Regions from separate parts of the Homo sapiens genome. Here region 2 is linked to region 1. Evidence: chromatin loops called from intact Hi-C (ENCODE). Cell type or tissue: CD14-positive monocyte. All regions are shown on one strand.

Region 1 (2,500 bases):
GGTGCGAATGATTGGATGTATAATCTAGCTTGAAGGTAGATGATGCTGAAGAGTTGGGTCGGAGGTGGGGTGTGAGGGCGCGAGAGTAAGGGAAGAACTTAGGATGGCTCGTAACTTTTTGTCCTGCACCCTTGGGTGAAGCGTGGGGGTACTTTTGCTGCCAGGCAAGCCGAGAGCAACTCAATTGTGGGGAAGGGACGATGTCTAAGGTCTAATTTTGGACATGATAGATTTGAGATGTCTATTAGACAACTAAGGCAAGTAGACAGTTGGAGATATTGGAGTCTAGAATTCAATGGAGTGCTCAGAGGTTGAGATGTATATTTGGAAATTGATGACTTTGGATAAAATGTAAAGTCATGAGACTTTATGCAGATGCCCAGGGAGAGAGCAGAGAGAGGGAAGCGGTGAGGGGGGAGGATGGAGATCTTGGCATGTCAGTACTCAGGAGAAGAGCCGGCAAAAGGAAGATGTCCCAGCAGGCATGACTTGGGAGTGGTGAGGACCACAGATGTGGGGGTGGGGGAGAGAGGAGAGGCAAGGAGGAGGCTGAGCAGTGATCTGGGCAAGGCTAGCAGGCCTGTTCAAGGGTGCGGGTATGGAGGGTGGGTGGCAGGGAGTGATGGTGCCCAGCTGGTACCCTTGACTTCCCTGGTCCCCAGGAAATGGTGTTGCTGGAGATTGAGGTCATGAACCAGCTGAACCACCGCAATCTGATCCAGCTGTATGCAGCCATCGAGACTCCGCATGAGATCGTCCTGTTCATGGAGTAGTGAGTGCCCGAAGTAGTGGTAGGGGCTGGGTGGGGGTACCACCAGGCACGGAGCAAGCCGTGGAGGGGTCTGTGCACACAGCATCGAGGGCGGAGAGCTCTTCGAGAGGATTGTGGATGAGGACTACCATCTGACCGAGGTGGACACCATGGTGTTTGTCAGGCAGATCTGTGACGGGATCCTCTTCATGCACAAGATGAGGGTTTTGCACCTGGACCTCAAGGTACCAGACTGGGGCCTCCTGGGAAGGGTCAGGGGCAGCCTCCGACCCCCTGAGATCAGTGCTGTCACCAGCCATCCCTCTGCCCTCCCATCCCTCCATCTCTTCCTTCATCCATCCTTCCCTTCATAGATTCAGAAAGGGTTTATGGAATACTTACCAAGTGCCAGGAGCCGGGGGCACAGCAAAGAGAGAGAGGGGGGGAAAAAAAAAAGACGTGGTACCAGCTTTCATGGAACTTCTAGTCTAGTACTAAGTATTTGTTGAAAGGGCCTTTTGCAGTCCTGTGAGCCCCAAGCTCAGTGTGTCACACAGACAAGTGGCTAATAAGTGTTGCAATAGCACCTGCCTCAGCCTTGGCCCATGATAGGTACTAGGAGTGTCTGATCATTTATTCAAAAGCAACAAATATTTCTTGAGGGCCTACTTTATGCCAGGCAATGCTCTAGGTGGTGGAGATCCTGTGGTGAACCAAACAGATAAAAATCCCTGCATTCTTGGAGCTCTCAAATAAGTATAGTGTCAGCGTGGCAATGTGCATGAGGTAGGCGCTAACAACAATGTTTCGTGAAAGAATATTGATATCCTTCTTCTTTTTTTTGAGATAGAGTCTCACTCTGTTGCCCAGGCTGGAGTGCAGTGGCGCTATCTTGGCTCACTGCAACCTCCGCCTCCTGGGTTCAAGCGATTCTCCTGCCTCAGCCTCCCGAGTAGCTGGGATTACAGACACCTGCCACCACACCCAGCTAATTTTTGCAGTTTTAGTAGAGACAGGGTTTCACCATGTTGGCCAGGCTGATCTTGAACTCCAGACCTCAAGTGATCCGCCCACCTCGGCCTCCCAAAGTGCTGGGATTACAGACATGAGCCACTGTTCCCGGCCTGATATCCCTCTTCTGACCTTGCTCACTACCATGCACATGGTAGGTCAGGAAGAGCAGATCTGCTTTTTTTTTTTTTTTTTTTTTGAGACAGAAAGTCTTGGTCTGTTGGCCAGGCTGGAGTGCAGTGGTGTGATCTTGGCTTACTGCAACCTCTGTCTCCTGGGCTCAAGCAATTCTTTTGCCTCAGCCTCCCGAGTAGCTGGGATTACAGGCGTGTGCCACCATGCCCGGCTAATTTTTGTATTTTTAGTGGAGACGGGGTTTCGCCATGCTGGTCAGGCTGGTCTTGAACTCCTGACCTCAGGTGATCTGCCTGCCTCAGCCTCCCAAAGTGCTGGGATTACATGTGTGAGCCACCGTGCCTGGCCACAGATAGGTGTATACATTGCAGCAACTCCAGTCAGTTGTCCGTAGCTGTCCGGAGCTGAGTGTGGAGCTCTGGGTGTGGAGCAGGGAAGGGCAGCAGGAGTGCAGGGGGTTGGCAGTCCTCATGGCAGGTGTTAATGCTGTGCGTTAAGTGGCGGGACATGGAATCTTAATGTGGAGGCGCGTGAGCACCCATCAGCAAAGTGGATGGTACTTTCATTCATTCATTCCATAAGCATATGCTGGGTACTTTCCTT
Region 2 (2,500 bases), 260 kb after region 1:
ATGAAATCTCACCGCCTTTATCAACCCGCAGTGCTTACACCTGGGCCCAATAAACCTACTCGTTATTCATTCAGTCAGCAGACCCTGGAGAAGCAACACTATTAGCATCTGGGCTTAGGAGTCACACAGAGTTTTGTTTTGATCTCAGCTCTGCCTGTGTAGCCTCAAGCAAGTTGCTTAACCTCTCTGAGTGCCACTTTCCCCCACTGGGAGCACTGGGAGCCACTCTTTAAATAAATACTTAACTATGTGCCAAACACTCTACTAAGCCCTTGATGTAGGCTTAGGGGATTCATCTTCACATGACCCCTTGGAACCAGGTGCTATTACAGAGAAGAAAAGTGAGGTACAGAGAGATGACACAACTTGCTTGACATCACAGAGCTGCAGCGCTCAAGCTGAGTTGGTCCAGCTCCAGAGCCATTTAGCTATTACCCTCTGCTGTCTCCTAAGTGGGGTGTCATCCCTGCCCCATCGAGCTCCTGTGAAAATCAGTAGCATATGAGCATCTGCCAGTGAGCATCAAACAGTGGTAACTACCAGCATTAGTCCTTGCTCCAGAAGAAAAGCAAGGCAAAAAAGCTGGGCCAAGTAACAGGTAAGTGCGTGGACCCCAAGCAGCGCTTTTGGAGCTCCAGCCCTGGCTCCGCAACTTGCAAGCTGTGTAAGCTGGGGCCACTTACCTATTTCTCTGGGCTTCAGTTTTCTTATCTGTGGAAATGGGGCTGATAACAAAAGTGCCTCCTCCAAAGCACATGGTAAATGTCACATAAGTGTTTAAGTATCATCTTATAAATAAGCTATGATGCCTTCCATTAGCATCATAACTTTTGTTAACTGTTCATCTAAGGACTCATAAATTTCCCACACTCCCAGGGCCAAGATGCTGTCTCACTCCACCCTGGCAACCTCATCCCCATTTCGTCCCCACCCCCCACTATTCTAAACAAAATCAGAGTCTCTTCCAAGTTTTTACTGAAAAATTTGGGTCTCTGGGTCTCCCTTGGGCATGACAGCTCAGGCCTGTAATCCCAGCACTTTGGGAAGCTGAAGCAGGAGGATCCTTTAAGCCCAGCCTGGGCCACATAGTGGGACCTCTTCTCTATTAAAAAAAAAAAAAATTCTTTTTAAATTTAATCTGGCATAGTGGCATGCACCTATAGTACCAGCTGCTTGGGAAGCTGAGGTGGGAAGACTGCTTGAGCCCAGGAGGCACAGGTTGCAGTAAGCTGTGATCCCACCACTGTACTCCGTGACAGAGCAAGGCCCTGTCTCAAAAGAAAAAAAAAAAGAAGAAAGAAAAGAAAAAAGCAAAGCATGGGTCTCCATTCTAACTGCCTCGGGTGCCCCCTGCTGTCCACCCCTTGCAAGTGCGCCACCCACTTGCCTCAGACCTTGAGAAGCCGGCCGGTGGTGCTTTGATTGTTCTGTCTAGTCAGACGCCCTCACTTCCAGAATAATTTCATCAGACTGCACCCAGCTGCAGTCTGCCGGAGCACTGGAGTGCTGGGTTATTTAGAGGCAGCAGGATGCACTGGATTGGGAGTCCTCAGACTGGTTTGAGCCTGACATTCAGAATTTTCCTGGTGGTGTGATCTGGAACAAGTGGTTCCATGTCTGTAAAACAGAGATTATGATCATTCCTGCCTCAAAGAGCTCAAGCCCAGTTTGTAAACCAAAAGTGCTGCTTTCTGGGCATCTGAGGGTTCATCTTCAACCGCTTTTGTCCAAACCCTTGTAAGTAAAAATGTCTGCAAGATATAATCCCTGTGTTTTCATCAGAGGCTTCTAGGGCTCCTGGTGTGAATAAGAATCCTCCACGCAGTCTGTTAGTCACTCAGCAGCCATGGTGATCTTTAAATGTACATCAGAACATGTCACGCTCCTGCTCGAAGGCCTCTAATATCTCCCCAACACGCTCAGAATAAAATCCACCCTCCTCTCCTGACCTACAAGGCAGTTCATGATTGGCGGCCTCCCTCTCAACTTCAACTCTCCCCACTCTCTCTGTGGCATCTTCTGCTGGCCACACTGACCTCTGTGCTGTTCCATGAACACCCAAGCTCTTACCTACCTCCACGCCTTTGCATCTCATGTTCTCTCTGCCTAGAATATTCTTATGCGACACACTTATTATTATCATCATTCAGATCTTTGCTAAAATCTCACCCCCTCAAAGCAGGTTTCCCTGAACGCCCAATCCAAAAAAGCTCTCTACAGGTCATATTTTGTTACTTTGTTTTATCTTTTTTTTCTTTTTGAGACAGAGTCTTGCTCTGTCGCCCAGGCTGGAGGACAGTGGCACGATCTCGGCTCACTGCAGCCTCTGCCTCCTGGGTCCAAGCAATTCTCGTGCCTCAACCTCCTGAGCAGATGGGATTACAGGCGTGCACCACCATGCTCATCTTCTTTTTGTATTTTTAGTAGAGACGGGGTTTCGCCATGTTGGCCAGGCTGGTCTCGAACTCCTGGCCTCAAGTGATCCGCCCACCTCGGCCTC

What was found. A loop is a pair of places that touch in the nucleus more often than their neighbours do. Peaks named below come from ENCODE experiments on the same cell type or tissue, not always from the same donor. Only the 100,000 strongest peaks of a DNase experiment are listed, where the experiment ranks them.
Region 2: it touches region 1 in a loop (5-fold over the local background); 56 of 110 quality-filtered maps call a loop at or near these places.

The regions. Positions count from the first base shown.
Region 1 is chr20:31,825,943-31,828,442 of GRCh38, forward strand. MYLK2 (myosin light chain kinase 2) reads left to right here. Exons shown (of 13, transcript NM_033118.4): 7 at 663-772; 8 at 855-996. Among named protein-coding and RNA genes, the nearest start is that of MYLK2, 7.8 kb to the left of the region's middle. RefSeq lists an enhancer at 744-1,244. In CD14-positive monocyte, no CTCF peak of the experiment used is centred here; no DNase peak of the experiment used is centred here.
Region 2 is chr20:32,090,703-32,093,202 of GRCh38, forward strand. All of the region lies in intron 10 of HCK (HCK proto-oncogene, Src family tyrosine kinase), which reads left to right. Among named protein-coding and RNA genes, the nearest start is that of TM9SF4, 18 kb to the right of the region's middle. RefSeq lists an enhancer at 321-1,116. In CD14-positive monocyte, CTCF peaks have their summits at 1,373 (motif pointing left) and 1,572; a DNase peak (open chromatin) is centred at 1,359; H3K27ac peaks cover 2,196 bases.